Linked DNA regions of Mus musculus: regions 2 and 3 are each linked to region 1. A link is a loop called in an ENCODE intact Hi-C map of the cell type or tissue named here. Cell type or tissue: left cerebral cortex. All regions are shown on one strand.

Region 1 (2,500 bases):
GTCATTGCAAGTTCTTATCAAGAGTCTGTTTCTGTATCAGGTCTAGAAGGTAGGGTCACAGAGCTCTCAGGCGTGGTTTGCACAACAGCATCACAGGGGTTAATTGTACATGTTGGCTCTGCCAGCTCTCACATGTGTTTGGTCACACATCAGTCTAGGTTTTGCTGTGCCAGTCCTTTTTAAAAAGACCTGATGGGCACATCAGAAAGCATGGCATAAAGGAGCTTACCATTCACTGTGATTGACAGCAAGGGGTGGCTGAACCCCACCAATTGAAGGGCCCCCAATAGGAGATGATTCTCTAAACTGCCCTTGGACTCGAATCTGCAACATGAACTCCTGGAGTTTTTTATCCTGACACACAAATGTACAACCTGCAGCCCTTATAATCATGCAAGTCAGTTCCGAAAAGCAGCCTCCCCCTCTCTCTATCCTTATCTCTAATATGGACATTATACAGCAGGGATATGATCATGCCAGTGACATAGATGGGAAAGTGAGAGAAACTGCCACCACAATCAGAAGCAAATATGTCCATTCATCTATATGCCCTACATTTCCCAGACCTCTGTGCATTGAGGTTGGTCATCTGACAGGACCATGGGCATAGGGACACATTAGAAGTGTGTCTGCCTTGGGACTGCCCACTCTCTTTGTGTTTCCACCGAGTGGGTAAGTAGACCTGGAGGAGGTGTCTGAGAAGAAGCCTTTAAATATCAGGAGCCTTGGTTCCCAAACTGTTCTACGGAAGGCCAGCTCCACGGAAGTAGGCTGTATGTACACAAGAAATACATCCTTATGGTAGGAAGTCGATTAGACTTTGAAGTAGTTGGTAGCAAATGGTATACATTGACAAACCATAGTCTAAAGTATCCCAGCCAGCAATGGGCAATTGGGAGTCCAACTCCAGAAATCTGGCTTGTTCCTTATAAGTTTCTCTACCAGGCAGCTTACTGGGCTGGTGTACTGGGCCTCAGTGAGACAGTGGATCACAGACTTGGCCCTTGGAAGCTTCCCCAGGGATGATAGTTACTTGTCTAGCAAAGGTTTTATTTCAGACAATGACTCAACAGTGACTCATAATACTGTTGTGAGCAAAATGGAATATCACAGATCAGCCGATGGGTTCCTTACTGGTTGCAAATCATCCCCAAGATATGTTGATTAATGAGTGGATGTCAACTAGAATGTCCCTTGTGCTAGGTCATAAAAAGCTTGCCTGTTCCCCCAAAGATCCATATGACATGTCTGTTTTCTTTGACTTTTTTATCCTGATACATGAAGGCATAAGAGGAGTGCTTAGCCAAGTGATAGATGAAGCAACGCTAGATAGGCGAGCTAATATGCTAGATGACAGAATGAACATTCAAAAAAGGTCTGGGCAGGCCAGAACAATGGGCTGAAACTAACAAGATAAAATGTAAGAGGTATAAATCAAAGCCCTGCCTTCAGTTTAAAAATTGAGTAAAGACTGGGTATGGGCTGTTCCGTACAATAGCAGCCCATGTATGAAAGAGTCCTGGGACTCTTGTTGTCTATTAGATGGATGTGAACCAGGAGAATGGCAGCCTTTTTAAAAATGATGAGCACTGGAGGCTGCATTCACGGAGTCATTGTGCCCAGACCCCAGTCTTGCATGGGAATGTATACTGATTGCTCAGTATGTGATGGGCATTGTGCTGGCTTCTGGAATAGACCAGTGAATGGCACACATCAGCCCTGCCCTCAGAAAACTGATGTTTTTCTTTTTAGTGATAGAGTTATTCTTTGAGCTGCAAGTAGGTCATAAGATCTCACAATCATGTGATGTGAGGAATGGTCTGGAAAACCAGGAATGAGAGAGATTTAGGGACACTTTAGAAATACAAAGAATCGCATCTTCTTACAAGCGTTACATACATTGAAGAGGGAGAGAGAACAGTAGTTAAGAAAATAGGGTGGGCCTAGGGGGTTGGGACTATCTTCTTGTTCTTTCCATTCATCTCCTCCAACAATTCCAAAGGTAGATATTATTTTTCCATTTCAGACATGAGCAAACAAAGGCTAGAGGCTAAGCCAGTTTGGATATGCTTTCAGAGCAGACAAGTGTCTAAGACAGGATCTAATGGCATCTCCGCTCATCCAGAGCTCCTTGTTCTTTTCTGTTTATCACCTGACTCAGCTCCCACCTGTGATGGAGGAAGACATTTCTAACATCTGCAGTGCTATGCTTCCTTCCTTGGGGATGTTCTCTGCAGAAGCTGTGAGTCTCCTGGGACCTCCCACAAAGGGTTTCTCCACTGATGCCTAGGGGGTAGTGGCAATGGAGGAGGCAGACTTGTGGATCATGACCTAGATGCTCCTTTAACAGAGAAGCTACCTCTAGCAGCTACACATCACCTACTTCAAATAGCTGATGCCTGCTCATCCTTCTGGCTTTAACCCAATATCACTAAGAAGTCTTTCCTTCTTCTCAGCATGCATTAGGTGCCTCCATGATGGACTCTTACCACGCCACTGG
Region 2 (2,500 bases), 65 kb after region 1:
TTCTCTGTGTGGTTATTGGGGACTAGCAAAGGTTAATAAATATAGCTGCCAAATTAATCTACTGATCAAACTTAAATTAAAACAACTCATTTTCCAATGAGGACCTTTTCTGAGCTCAATTCAGTCCTGGAGACAGGAGAAGTTTCTGTCACTGGGTAAATGGTCAGGGGAGCTCCCTGGAGTATCTACTGGGCTACACCAGAGGGACTGGATCACAAGAATCTAGATTTTAAGGAATTCTAAAAGCTCAGAGGCAGCAGCTTGAAGGGCAGGTTGAAGCTACGATATGTGGAGAGTCTGGGAAGTCGTGGTGATGGGCGGCGATTGGCAGCAGGCCAACAGCAATCACCTCAATGCCTTCTCAGGTAACTAGAATCTCAGGCCACCTTCCTCCTATGGCACATAAGGCATAATACTTGCAGTTTGTTTCTTCTCTGGCCACTGAACTGGGTGATCCTTCAATGCAGAGACTATGTCTTAGTCATTCTCCCTGCACTTCTCGTGCTTATAGGGAAGAGGGGCAAACAGCCACAGACCCAAGACTGGTAGCCCAGATGCCTATGTAAAGGAACGATGTTACCTCTCTCTTTGTACGTTCCTGCAGGATAGTATGTGTCCAGCTGTCTTGTTACAGCCTCCAGTGTGGGGTGTTATGAATGTCTATCATGCCCCTTTGGGGGGGGTGCTGCTGCTGCTGATAGTGATGATGATGATGATGATGATGATGATGATGTGATAGATTACATATTTTCCTCTTTTCAGAACACAATGCATCTGAGCTTTACTGGGAACACAGGAGGCCTAATCAATAAATGTGAGTAAAGTGCCCTGATTGGAACCTCAGGCTAAAAGTGGCCACAGGCTCCAGGGACATTCCTACTACATAGCAACTACAGCTATTATAGCTATGAAGAGCTCCATGAAGACTCTTCCATCAGAGGTAGATACAATTCCTATCTCCTAGCCCCGTCATTATACTTTAGAACCAGCCATCTCTCCATCTATTAAATCCCCTCCCCCATTTCCCAGCCACTCAGATTTATAGCTGCTTTTCAGTTGTGTTATTTGCTGTTTCTAGAGAGTTGGGGTGAGTCCTGTCTGCCCCAGTGGAGTGGTAAGAGACCAGGGGTGGGGAGTTTAGTGATGAGAAACAGGGAAAGGTAGCAAGGCTGCTTTCCCTTAGACAAGTTGAGGCACATGGGCAACTTCTCCAGACTCTCAAGCTGGGATGGACTGCTCATGCTTCAAAAATCCATCTGCTGTGGGCAGGGGGAGGCCAGCTGCTGCTAGCTGAAGTGCTCCAGGCGTGGGATTCCCCACTGGCTGGATTACTGAACATCTTTGCTTTGGTTAGCCTGCTTACACTCTTCCTTTCAGTCTGCTTTCTCTCCTCAGCCATCTGAACATCGAACATCCTTTTCCATTGAGTTGGTGATTCAGAAATCGTCCAGGATCCTGACTGATATGAGGTTCACACCATCTGAAATGCCAACTTTTATCACCTATAACCATAGATGTGAGAGTGGATTTCTATATAAGCTCATCCCACGACACATTCTTGGTGATTTTTTTTGTCTAAATCTTTATTTCTCATAGTATTTATTTTTAAATATTTATTTATGATTTTACTTATGAATATGAGAGTATATGTCCACCACAGGAATGCAGCTGCGTGAGGAGTCTAGAGGGCACTGGGTCTCCTGCAATTGGGGTTCTAGGTAGTTGTGAGCATCATGATGTGAGTGCTTCGCAACAGGACTAAATGCTTTTAACTGCTGATCTCTCTCTCCAGACTTTATTTATGTCTTTTAAAAGTCACTTTATAAAGTCAATGACGGATGATTCTAAATATATGAGGATTTAGGAGTTGCTTTCTGATTAATAACACTTTGCCATGTAGCAAGCCCTGTCTCTTCCCTAATTGATTTCAGACTAAAGGGAGGGCTTCCTTGTGAATCAGGATGGTTTCATGTCAGCGGATTCCAGGCCCTCTGCTGACAGCCTCGGTGAGTTTGGATGTTCGGCTTATGCTGCAATAATGCTTGTTTTATAACATAAATCTGTTCCAGCACAGCTGATGGATCGGGGAGTGATTTGAGCATAGCACGATTTTCACGTCGACTCATGTGTGATTTAGCCTGTGAGAAACACTAGGTGAACAGAGAAAGTTGCAAACAGCTGAACCAAACGGCATCAGGATGTATCCGAGGCACATAACTGCTTCAGATACCAACCCGAGACCTCAGCTCGCTTGGCACTATAATCTGCAACCATCCATAACCAGGTTTTTTATTTCATATTTGATGTCAGGTAAATTTTCTCTTTAGTCAGGATCTTGAGTATCCTCAGGGTGGATCTATTGAGACATTGTGAAATCTTTGAGGGGTGGGGCTTAAGGAGAGGTTCTTAGGTCATTGGCAGCATGCCTTAGAAGGACATACTGTGATCCCAGAGTCTTCTGGGCCATAATGAGAGCACTTTTGCTCCACGATAACACTTG
Region 3 (2,500 bases), 98 kb after region 1:
GCAAACTTGTTTGAAAGAAGAGAACCTGAACTGGTAATGCCACTGAAGGGCTCCCTGATGGAGAAGAACTGGTTAGAGAGAAGTTTCCCAAGGCCCATTCCCCAAAAGCATGGAAGCCACTCTAGTTGTAGTAGAAGGGGCCAGAGTACATCTTAAATTAGCACAGTGCTTGGCAACATTGTCTAGAATTGTAATGCTGGTCTTATAGATATTCAGAATTCAAGATTTCTAGATCATAGAGGCTTACCCCAAGGTTCCAGAAAGAACTGAGACCAGGTAACCTGTGTGAGGTTGTGTTTCCTACGAGAAGGCATTAACATTGCATTGTGCACAAATATGAAGGTAAATCCCAAATTATACTCGAGACCCCAGGATGTTGGAGGGAGGTACCAGGCCTGTGGAACAATGAGGAAAGCTGCAGGATTGGAGCTTGCCCAAGTAAGAAGCGCTGTGTGTTGCAGGTGGCAAAACTGGAGAGGCACAGCTACCCAAGTCTGTAGGAGCCTAGAGGATGTTAGCACAAGCCCAGATGTCTGGCATGGAGCTATTATTGTATTTGGGTAGTATGTTATTTCATAGGGGCTTGTAGTTAAGATCATGTATTCTTACTTAGAGGAAACATTGAACGTTACTCTTAAGACTTTGGGGACTTTTGAAAATGAACCAAAAATGAGATTTTTATTGTAAAATCAGCATGAGACTTTAGGGACCAGGGGTAGAATGTTAGGATTTAAAGTGACATGTTTGGGTGCCAGGTTGACAAGGGGTGGACTTGTGATGATTGGTCTTGATTACCAACTTAACATGATTTGGAATCACCTAGAAAACACTTCTCTACGAATGTCTGTGAGAGTCTTTTTAGGGATGTTTAACTTTAACAAGAAAACCCATTGAGAATGTAGGCAACACCACCTCCTAAACAGGGAGTGTGGGAGTGTGTCACAGACTGAATAAAAAGAAGAGGAGGAGGAAGCCAGCTGAACTCTAGCATCCATCTCTCTCTGCTTCTGACAATAGACACAATGGGACCATCTGCCCCCTGTTTCCATTGTCTTCGCTACAGCAACTCTTGCCACCATGCTTCCCCCATCATGATGGACTGTGTTCCCAAACTCAACTCCAAATGACTCTTTTCTTAGATTCTATTGGCTAAATGTTTGCTATAGTAATGGGAGATTGATGAATAGAATGGATTGGTTTTTAGGAAACCAGGCTGGGTTCACTCAGCATAAGAAATATTAGAACCCAATGATCTTTCTAGTATGATGGCTGATTTCTCCCAACTCAGCTCTGTGCTCTGCAGTTATGGGACTCTGTGTATTTGTATGTCTCTTATGGCTGTTTTGTTCCCTTTTCTTTTGTAGTTGTGCCTATACTGACCCTCTCATGGGTCCCCTAATTTTCTTCCTTTGGTACTATTATTTCCCTATACATCTTACCTCAGCCTTTGTGCCAGTTCTACCCTCTATTTTCTGTGACCTTTCCCCAGCTAATTCTTTATTATTCTTTAAGTCACAGCTCAGAGGTTGTCACTTCAGAACCATTTCTCTACCCTGAGAACCTCTTCCCTTTCTCTATCTCTACCATGCTTTCTTTTTCTTCATAGAACTTACCACCAACAGAAGATGCTCACTCGCTGACCAGTGTCTCTTCTACCTAGAATGTGTAACAGAGGAGCAAGGACCTTGTCTGCTATGGGTTCCACTTCATTCCTGGTACAAACACTTGCCACATCACAGGTTCTTGGGCATATTTCCACAACAAACAAATAGAAGAAAGGATGAATGGACCTGCTTCTGTGAGCCCTTGGCTTCATTCCACAGAGGAGCATTTCAGTGTTTATGAAACAAGGGTACTCAAGTACAGCAAATCCGTTTCCCATGCCAAGAGCTAAAAGTGCACTATCATCAACTTTCCACCATTTCACATCTTAACCTTAGAAGAGCACACATCATTGTCATGATTTCTTGTGGAGGTGAGCCTTATTTTTCTTTTTTAAATACTGGAACAACAGAAACAGGACTGGTAGGTTTTTCAGAAGGAATAGTTACAATGTGAACATGACTGTGTGACAGCTGTCTCTTACAGTCCCTCACTCTCGCATGGGTCCTCACGTCTCAGTCTCAGGACACTGTGCTTACAAGCTTACTGTCCCTGCCACCGCCCCTACTCACCTGAAAACCCTGAGGGGAGTGACTATGGCTGAGACAACTTTGATCTGTAGCACAGCGCCCTATGGTAGGCATCCCATGAATGTTGCTTGAGCGGATGATTCTGAACATGATATGAGTTATGCAAACTGTCCTGTTGGCATACTTTCCTCTACACTGACAATGAAGTAAAAAATCCTTATGGCCCCATGAAAATCTGTGATCTTTGGAAGATATTTTTATCATTGCCACCACTTTATCCTCTCTTCCTTTCCCTCAATTCCTTTCATCCTCCTTATCCCTTATGCCTTCCTTTCTCACTCCATTCTTCCCTCCCTCCCTCCTCTGAC

The links. A loop is a pair of places that touch in the nucleus more often than their neighbours do. Peaks named below come from ENCODE experiments on the same cell type or tissue, not always from the same donor. Only the 100,000 strongest peaks of a DNase experiment are listed, where the experiment ranks them.
Region 2: it touches region 1 in a loop (2.8-fold over the local background); 2 of 42 quality-filtered maps call a loop at or near these places.
Region 3: it touches region 1 in a loop (2.7-fold over the local background); 3 of 42 quality-filtered maps call a loop at or near these places.

What each region holds. Positions count from the first base shown.
Region 1 is chr6:32,698,556-32,701,055 of GRCm38, reverse strand. No RefSeq gene overlaps it. Among named protein-coding and RNA genes, the nearest start is that of Gm32007, 43 kb to the right of the region's middle. In left cerebral cortex, no CTCF peak of the experiment used is centred here; DNase peaks (open chromatin) are centred at 695 and 1,034.
Region 2 is chr6:32,633,392-32,635,891 of GRCm38, reverse strand. Gm46956 (a long non-coding RNA gene) reads left to right here and starts at 769. Exons shown (of 7, transcript XR_001785218.1): 1 at 769-940; 2 at 1,396-1,561; 3 at 1,932-2,006. In left cerebral cortex, a CTCF peak has its summit at 2,014; DNase peaks (open chromatin) are centred at 1,331 and 2,099.
Region 3 is chr6:32,600,798-32,603,297 of GRCm38, reverse strand. All of the region lies in intron 5 of Gm46956 (a long non-coding RNA gene), which reads left to right. Among named protein-coding and RNA genes, the nearest start is that of Plxna4, 14 kb to the right of the region's middle. In left cerebral cortex, no CTCF peak of the experiment used is centred here; a DNase peak (open chromatin) is centred at 963.